Regions from separate parts of the Mus musculus genome. Here region 2 is linked to region 1. A link is a loop called in an ENCODE intact Hi-C map of the cell type or tissue named here. Cell type or tissue: left cerebral cortex. All regions are shown on one strand.

Region 1 (5,000 bases):
GACACTGACCATTCCTCTCCTTTGTAAAGAACCCCTCTCTGGTTTCTATGGCTACACCCTCAGCACTCCACTCCCACCATGACACTCTATGCTCTCTCTACTCAATCTTCAGTCCGTAGTTTCCTGTCTCTTTCGCTGACATGTCTCCTGATCTCATTTAAAGCTGCAATCATCACTCCTAAAGAAGACCATTCCTAACGCAGTTTCAGCTTTGGCATTGTTTTTCGAGCTTTGGGGACACATTCCAATGACTTGGTCTTCATCACCATGCAATTATCAATGCTGATGCCCTCAATGACATCTTTAAGCCAAACTCATTTCCCAGAAGCTGTTCCTGCTCTTCTGTCTTTTGCCATAATAAACGCCATCTGGGTATATTCATCTTTGCAGAAAGAAGCCATTGTGTAATCCACACCTCCTTTAGTTAGCTAATCCTGTTAGCTCAGCCTCTATCTATTGGCCATAACCACTGCCATCCTGGTGAGTGCCTTCGAATCCAGGCATCTGTTTCATCAGTGGTCCCTGTAAGACAGGGTACCTTGCTCTTACATCCCCATCCTTCATCCACTTATGCAGAGTCCAACATTCTCCAGTGCAATTATCCTCAGTGCCTTCCTGAACTGGCTGAAGTTCTCTTTGGTTGCCTTTCAAGCCTTTGCCAGCCACCTCACAGGGCCGGAGTGCTGGTCATGCTTTTTACATATGGTTTCCTATAGATTCACAAACCTCAAAGCACTTTAAGCACCTTGGTTTTGGTTTGGTTTGGTTTTGGTTTTGGCTTTTCTCTTTTTGCTTGCTCTTTTTTAGAAAGGATTTCTTTGTGTAGCCCCGGCTATCCTGGAACTCGCTCAGTAGACCAGGCTAGTCTTGAACTTAGAGCCTCCTCTGCCTCCCAAGGTCTAGGATTAAATGTGTGTACCACCATTGCCTGGCTAAGCACCCTATTCTTTTTGTCTAGAATAGTCTCATTCTTCTACTTTGTCTGCTGATTGCTACATCCTGGTCCATTACCAGCTTAACTGCCCCCCTACTGTAACTCCCCAAGTCTTTCTTTTCAAAACTGTTTACTTGTTGATTTATTTAGGGAGAGTTGCAATGACATACACATGTAGAGATCAGAGGACAACTTTCAGAAGCCGGTTCTCTCCTCACACTGTGTATGTCTTGAGATGAAACTCAGGTGATTAGCTTGGTGGCAATTGACATTACCTGTTGAGCCACCTTTCTTTCTTTCACCATGTTGTGCATTAAGGTATGACTAGCAGAGGCCAGACCTCCTTCTCTGTGTTCCCCTGGATCTCTATACTGTGGAAATTTCCAGTACTGGAGTTTGATCATATTCAGAACCTGACTCAGTGCTTGACAGACAGCAGGAATCAGGGAGATGATTTGCTTTGGTCATGTTTCCTGAAGCCTCATCACTTGTTGAGTTCTTTTTTCAGTGTTGGCAATGCATTAGTAGGGAGGAGGCATTAGACCAGACATCACCTGAGCAGAGTTTCCAGTTTATGGGAATTGCAACAGACAACTACAAATAACATCAGTGCACCCAGTGACCTTCAACATCGATGAGTTTTCACGTGACCATCTGGGTTCTTCCAGGTACAGCAGGGTTTGCAGTTGCATTGTTAGGCAAGCTCAACAGGCCTGGAAATGAGGGTAACATTTGTCTGCTTAGAAAAGAGGGAAGTAGGGCAACTGTTAGTGGCACTCTGGTTAATGGAATTGATGCTGAGATTTTTCCATAACACCGTCCCTTAGGAAGCACACATTGCAGACTGCTTGCTAATTCTTATTGTCATAGCGTGGCTCCTTAATTCACAGGGCTAATTTGCCTTTAGCATTTGTCTTACCTGAAAGCACCACAATGTGATTGCTAAAACACTCCGGTTAAAAGGACCGAGACAAATCATGACAGCAGATGGTGGTTTGTGTACCCCAAACTGTGATCAGGATTAGAATCACACCAAACAGCCTACCGACGTTCCCAGGCGTGACTGGACATCTCAAGCAACTCTTTTTCTATAACCTCCTCTCACACAAATCGGAAGGCTCTGGAACACGACAGGCTTGTCTGTTTTTCATGACTGTTAATGAGAACTCAGAATTGAGAGCTAGCCAGGAGCTCTTTGCAGTTCTTTCCTGGTCTCCATGGTGTCTCCCATTTGATCCGATCCCCTCCTGGCATGATGAAGAGCGTTGGCAGCAGTTCCAGTCTAATGTTCCTGTTAAGGCTTTCCCAAAAATACAACACTCCGTCCTCTGGCATCCTCTGCCCTCCTTTTCACTGCATAATCGGGGTTTCTTTGCTGTAGACACCGTTTCTTTGGACACAAGAGGTCTTAAAAAACTATGTGTTATAGTGAAAGTAATGGAGAATAAAGTTAAATATTGTAATAATTCATGAGATTTACATGCATCTGGGTTCTTCCAGGCACATCTGGGTTTTCAGTTGCATTGTTAGGCAAGCTGAGCAGGACTGAAAGAACAAAGCTGGAGATGTGACTTCAATAGTTGGAGGGTGCTACCATCTTTAAGCCATGGCAGGAGTTGTACTCAGATCCTTCGCCTAGCCAGTCTGTGAAGACCATTGCCATCCCCACTGTGAGCAGAAAAGAGAGAGAGAGTCAGACACCATGAAAGTTGCTCAAGATTAAAGAATGGAACAGAGACCGAGATATGGTTCCAGATGACACTTTTATTAATTCTAGACTATTTCAGAATATACAATGCCTTGATTGTGGGTGACATTTGTATTCATCTGCCATGCTGGCTAATAGACCTCTTTACCAAAGCCTTGACTTTAGTCTTTGTCCTTCCATGTCTGTTCTACAATTTTGCTTCTTAACAGTTACTGGGCAGTGTGACAGGTCACCCTATTTGTTGTCATCTTCTGTGTCTCTTTCTGGGTTCATCTGGAGGACAGACTGCATGAGAGAACTCAGGCAGAGGATCCAGCTCCTCCATCATTCACTTTACAGGCGTCTTGTCTGAGAAGAATAGTACAGTGCAGATGTGTGACTTAACACACTAAGAGGATGTGCTGCCAAGAACTCATCATTAAAATGGAATTCCAGCTATCAAGAAAATCCTGGACAAATGACCACAAAATATTTCCACTATGGGCATTTCTGGAACACTAATTATACATGACAAAGGCTGACCAGGGCCAAGCAGTCTACAAACATCTCGTTTCATTCCTGTAAGACTTATAGATCTAGATTTTATTTTCCTGTTTTATGAATTTAAAAAAGAAAGAAGTGGCTTTAAAGAGGATCATCAATTTACCTGAAGGTCTCAGGCCAGAAGTATCAGCACCAGATTTAGAGATAGGTCTATGTATTTATAAAAATGTATTGTTATTATCTTTTCAAAATTATAATTCCATACCTATGGAGTATTTTATAAAATAGACATATTCTGTATGGAGCAATTGATAAAATTGCCTTACCCATCCTCTTAAATATTTATCATTTATTTCTTCTTTTGCAAACAATATTCCCCCACCTCAGCCTTTGCAACAACATTCTATTGGGTGTTTCTCCAAGTTCAACTGGATCAGATTCCAGAAATAAGTCAGACTCATTTTTTGTTCTTTCTCCCTGACTTCTTTCACTTAGAGTCACCTAAGTTTATGAATATTATTGCAAATGACAGGATTTCATTCTTTTTAAAGGCTGAATCATTTTCCCTTGTATAACCACAGCACTATCCGTGGGTTTGCTCTGACAGCACTCATGTGGAATCCAATGGGCTCATGTTCTTTCTGCCTCATGTTTCACTAGTGTCAGAGCAGCATGAGAGGCACACGCCACGTGTGTACATGAATGTTATCTGTTATGTGTTATATTCACAGAAAACAAAACTGATCATTCAAAACTCTGCTAGAGGCCAGGCAAGGGGCTGAGGAATATGATACTCTCAGCTTCGTCATCTTATTCCTCAGTATTTTATTTAAGGAACTCATCCCTGTTCACCCCTACAATTTAGGGAGAAAATTTCATATCTACATTCTTTATGGAAGTTGTCTTTTTCCATAATATTTTTATTGAGAATTTCACATTACGAACCCAGATTAAACTTGTGTTCTAGTCCTCCTAAGCCTGCCCCTGCCTTTGTGATCCCCCATAAAAAAGAAAGAAGGAGGAGGGAGAAGAAGAGAAGAAGGAGGAGGGGGAGAGGAAAACAAGTCCAGATGGTGTTGCCCATCTATTCACAGAAGCATAGCCAATTTCCCAGTGGCCAGCCCCTTTAAAACAAAACAACCTGAGTCTGTCCTAGCTGCAGCCCCATCAGAAACCATCAGTTCTGGAGAGCTATACTTCAGCATCCTTATCACAATTTTTAAGAGTTCTCTTTGATGACTTTCTGTCTAGACTGTTACTGTTTTTGAGTAGTGGGATAGCATGGAGGTTGGAATTGTCACATGTCCCTTCTATGCCCCTCTTTCTCAACTATGAGTCTCTAGTCATCAATGCCATGTCAAAAAGGACTCCCTTGCCCTTTAGGAACAGGGACCGTGGACTTCCACATGGTTTCCTGTAGCAGCATAAGACATGAACCTCAGCATGGTCTCCAATGGCAGAACAGACCATAGACAGGCCATGGACACCACCATAGCCCTCAGTTGCCACAAAGGCCAAAGACATCCACATGCCCCACCAGCAGTAGTATGACCCACAGACATCAATATGGCTTCAGGTAGCAACACTTGGCCCCAGCCTATTAAAGGACCCTGGATATTGATGTAAACCTCAGGCTTCCATATGGCCTGGGGCAGCAGGCCACAGATACTTAAGTGGCCTCCTGGGGCAGCATGGATCATAGGGGTCCAATTCAGAAAAGGAACCTTTCTTTATCTCCGATGTCTTGTTATTGCCCAGAACTAGGGAGATCAGGGCAGTGTGTTTAAGGGCGGAGTCTGCACAAGCTCCAGGCTGTAAAGCACTCTATCAGCCCTGCTCAGCAACAACACATTCCTGGCATGCATTGCACCTCTC
Region 2 (5,000 bases), 120 kb after region 1:
AGGTTATGGAGCGGTCATGTAGCCCAGGCTAGCCTCTAACTCCATATGCAGCTAGTAGCTCCTGACCATCACTCTCCAGCTACCACATGCTGACATTACAGGTGTGGCCAACACCCTTGCGGAAGTTGTCATTACACAGTTACTGATCCTCACTTTCAGTGTCATTTTTAGTAAGCCACCTGTGATAGTCCATGCTTTGTTAGGATTCAGGTTTGTATTAGATAATTTGCCCAACCACAGGCCAATGTAAATGTCCTAAGTCTGTTTGAGGGCAGCTGAGCCATAATTTTTTACTAGGTTGGATATATACAATAACTCTAAGTGAATTTACTGCAGTCACGCTGCCCTGCAGCTGAGGAAGTGAACCCAGGATGGAAGACTCCTTCAGATCCACAGCACCCACACAAAAGCTGCTGCTGTGTCTGCACCTAGAACTGCAGCTCCCTGGTACAGCCCACCCGGCATTGGCAAGCTTCCGGGTCAGTCAGAGATCCTGTCGTGGCAGACAGCTGATGTCAACTACTAGCTTCCACATACATGTGCACACATGCAGGCCCGTAAACACACACACATACACACACAAACACACACAAATGCACGACAATTTATACTTATGATTTTCTTTGTCTAAAGTACGTCCTTTCAAAGCTATCCAAAGGCCTGCAGCTTCTCAGACCAGCTCAAAATATGCCATACATACATGAAGTGCCACATTCTCTACTAAGGCCATACATATATTGATGTGTCCTGAGCTGCGACATCCCACTGACTGAGGCCATCAGTTCCCTTCTGTGTGTGGAATGACCTTTCTCAGACTGTCTTTTTTACAGAATCTTCCTGCCTGCTCCCACACCTCATTGGAGGTAACATGGGCTGAAATGAAGTTGTCGCCACCCAGACGGGCTATCACCACGGAGACAAGGTCAGCTTGTTGAGTTTCTACTGCTCCCTCTGTGGTCCTTCCTGGCATTTGCACGGATGAATTTTAATGCCTGCGATTCCTGAGGAAGTTATCCCAGTTTCACAGGAGAGGAGACGAGGCTAAGAGAGCCGGTGCTGCGGAGTAGTAGAACTGGAATCGCACTGAGGAGTTTCTCACGAAAGATCTTGTGAAACAGGACCACACCTGCCTGTCCTTTGTTCATGATGCTTATAAGGAAGCTAAGAGAAGAGGCCACAGCCACCCTGCCAAGACACTAATTATTGTATCATCCCTCACACAATTAAAATCTGACAAGCCTCTACCATGCTGCAAGAAGTTCCACGGCCTACATCCCCTTTATTACAAGTTTCTGTGTGTCTGTGTGCATGTGTGCATGTGTCCATGTGCATGTGTTATGTGAATATGTGTACACAGAACCACGACTGCAGTCTTTAGCATTCACACACTGTGTCCTGCGTTTCCCGATTTCATACATCAGTCCACATTGCAAATATTGGCTGTGACTGTTTCTGACATATACATTAATCTGACAGTATGGCTCCCATCTCACTACGAAGTTGCTGTTTTGTTCTTTCGAACATGCTCAATACTCTCCACACAATCGAAAGCCTGCCTTTGAAATAGATGCCGCCTTCAAACCTAGTAGTTACATTCAGATTTTCATGCGTCCCTGACCACAGCTCACACTTAGCCCACTGGCCATGTCTAGGGTTAGAAGCTTAGTATTTTCTTAGGCACATTCAGATGGCTTCAACAATGTGCACATTTCTTTCGGAATGAGCCCGAGTTAAGGGTCAGATTTGAAGAGGCCAACAAGAATCCATAGGAAAGGCCTTAGACTCTTGATTCACCTAAATCAACTCTAAGCATGCAGGTCTCTCCTTTGAAAACCGTAGCACCTGTGTTACTTCCTCCAGCTCTTCCTCCACTAGAGCTGCAGGGACGTGTCAATGGCCCGCTTAAGCAGGGCTTTCCACGGGTGGAAAGAAATGAAGGCTCGAGCGTTCCTTGAGGCTTTTCCTCTGGCCACCTGAGAACAGATGAGGCCCGCGCAGTTTCTGAGCTATCTATGCGCGACTCAGTTCATGACCCTGAAGGGAAAGGCTGAAAAATCACTCTATTGCCACCTAGTGGTAGTAGCGAAGTATTTCTCCCGGGCTTTATTTGATTAGCACGGATGGCCTGTGTTCTCATTTGTGGACACAGGTAGGTAGCTTTGGAACACGGAATGTGATTTCCTTTACAGACACCCTAGCAGCTGTTGTGTAAGCAGGTGCGTCTCTCACACGGCTCCTCATCCTTTACAATAATTCCTGAGGGCAGTAAGTATAGGTGGCTTAGCAATGTAGCTCATGAGAGAGAGAGAGAGAGAGAGAGAGAGAGAGAGAGAGAGAGAGAGAGAGAACACCACGGTAAAGAAATTATGGCACAGAATACCCGAAGTAATTCAGGTTTAGACAGTTAAGTATTCTCTAAATACCTGGCAAGATACATTTGAAAGGCAGAAGAGCTAAGTATAAAGTGGGATGTGTCTGAAGTAACACTTCTCATGTTTTAGTGAGAGACTGGACAAGTCTACAATTGGAACTGCATATTCAGATCCAGTAGGTCCAGAGCAGGGCCTGGACTCTTCTCATCTACTAAGTCCTTACTGGCGTTAAGACTGCTAGTCCAGGCACCGTGCTCCAGATACCAAGGTTGCAAAAGATGCCCAAACCCACACCTGTGACCTTGCCACAAGAGGCCACTCCCACCTCAGCACATGAAATATTTTTATATTACACTCTTACAGTGGTTCTGATTATCTCCTTATGTGAGAACAGTATCTGCTCTCTCCATCTCTGCATTCCACACATAGACACTTGACTGACTGTAGATAAAAAGTATTTGAGGAAAAATGAGTCTAATCAATTTATGGAGAGTTTTATCTTTTTGCTATTTCCTAAACAACACAGTGTAATTCTTGTTTTTATATTTAAACATCATACTTTAGTTTATTATAACAACATAGTTTGCATTTTAATAACACTATAACAGAATGATTTAAAGAGTTTGGAATAGGAAGTGGGAAAACCAAATTTTTTTTTAAAATTGCCTTTTCTAAGTGGGTCAATGGGACACATGTATTCACCAGCTGTTTAGTTACGACTGACTCCTACTGTGCACATGATCAATAGAATCGGAAAGCCTAACACCAATAACACATGTTGGGTTCCTTTGGAGTATAACAATGGCTCTTACTACTTTAATACCCAGAACGTTCAACTTAAATACCCACCACAAATAAAGAAGAGAAACATGGTGGAGTCAAAACTATAAAACTAAACGAGCTTTACGTCTTCCTGGTGACTTGTGTGTGCTCGTGCCTGCTCCATACCCTCCTCATCGCCTAACATGAGCCTCTTTTGTCCTCCTAGGTTTTATACTATGCTTACCCTTACCACTGTTTCTATACAGTCATGTATACATTAAAGGCTAGGATCTGCATATGAGGAAGAAAATTTGAGGTTTATTTTCTGAGTTTAGGTCACCTTGATAAGTATTACACTTTTCAGGTGCATCATTTTCCTGCAAATTTCATTATAATATTATACATAACTCTTCACATTGAGTTTACATTGCATTGGTACTTAGAGACAGAGTCTATGGGGGCTTATGCATGGGTCATATTCAAATACTATCTCATGTATGAGAACTGAGTATCAGCTGATTTGGTGTGTCTGTCTGTCTGTCTGTCTGTCTGTCTGTCTAACTCATCCTTTCAAGACTCCAGAAGACAAACAGGAAACAAATCAAATTGACTAAATGTATCTGATTCAGTCATTGAACTTTTTCCGATCTGGCAGGGGCAGCTGTTTATCTGTCCACTTTCCAGGAGGCCTGAGCAAAGGCTGCAAATGGCATGTGGAGGTGAGCAGGTTTGAGCCTGCGTCTGTTAAAGTTTAATGCCTCCCTGAAGTTGTATAGCAAATCTGTGAACTCGCCTAAGTCTGGCTTGTTCTACTGTTGACTTGCTTTGTTTACCTCGCTTCTAGTTAGGGCTTTCCTATAAGAAAAACCACAGAGCTGCTTCCAAAGGGAAACTGTAGGATTTCATTGCAGATACATGATAGACCTGCATCTTGTCAGTTGTCCTCAGCTGAAATCCTCAGCTGAAACCAAGGCTCAGAAATCAGCCTCAGACACACCAAGAATATAAAACCCCACAACTGTCAACGTATCAAGTCCAAGACCTCTGACTAGCCACCATTCACCAAATAAAGACTCTTGTTTTAATTGTCATAAGGTTGTTTCTACTTAAGGAACTTTTAAAAATAGACATAAGAACTCTCTTTTTACATAAAGCAGTTTTATTCCTATACCACCTGACTAGCACGACTTGCCAGTAAAACTTACTTGTTGCTTAAATAATAGATCACAAACAAATAAATGGTTGCTAAATGAACTGGACTAGGTAATGGCCAGAAGGAAAGTGAAGCACTGGAAAAGTCGGAATAATTAAAGGGTGAGTGGTTTCAAGATAACACGGATGCTCTAACAGTTCCGAATCAAAGGTTTTTTTGCACAAGGTGAATATACTCTTGACTTACACATAAGCCCCTACAACCCAGACATGTGTATTCATGGATATTACATTTGTTACCTGCTCATGGTCACAGATTGTAAAGAACACATAGCCCTGGCTAATTGTTTCATGTCTCATATGGACAGTATTCTAAGTCTTAAAGACACAGTCCTACCAGGCAAGATAACTTCTCAATCTCTCTGACACTGCCAACTCCCTCAATCCAGCATCCAGCTAAATCTCCACTCCTAAACCTTGGTATATACTAAATTCAGGTTAGGACCACATTTGCTCTTTAAAACTTTCAAATACACACACACACACACACACACACACACACACACACACACACACACCACCCTCTATACTATTTCTGTATCAGAAGAAGTCAAGTCTTTTCTTGTCAATTACACCTTTCCCTTATTTCAGGACCACTACCTGTATATTTTCCAATGAGCTACTGATTTTACCCAGATAACTTACTGCCCAGGT

The links. Peaks named below come from ENCODE experiments on the same cell type or tissue, not always from the same donor. Only the 100,000 strongest peaks of a DNase experiment are listed, where the experiment ranks them.
Region 2: a loop joins it to region 1, with 2.8 times the contacts of the local background. A loop is called at or near these places in 4 of 42 quality-filtered maps.

What each region holds. Positions count from the first base shown.
Region 1 is chr3:10,124,250-10,129,249 of GRCm38, reverse strand. No RefSeq gene overlaps it. Among named protein-coding and RNA genes, the nearest start is that of Pmp2, 57 kb to the left of the region's middle. In left cerebral cortex, no CTCF peak of the experiment used is centred here; DNase peaks (open chromatin) are centred at 1,613 and 2,142; H3K27ac peaks cover 1,934 bases.
Region 2 is chr3:10,006,640-10,011,639 of GRCm38, reverse strand. No RefSeq gene overlaps it. Among named protein-coding and RNA genes, the nearest start is that of Fabp5, 3.4 kb to the left of the region's middle. In left cerebral cortex, a CTCF peak has its summit at 2,079 (motif pointing left); DNase peaks (open chromatin) are centred at 45, 370 and 2,034; H3K27ac peaks cover 266 bases.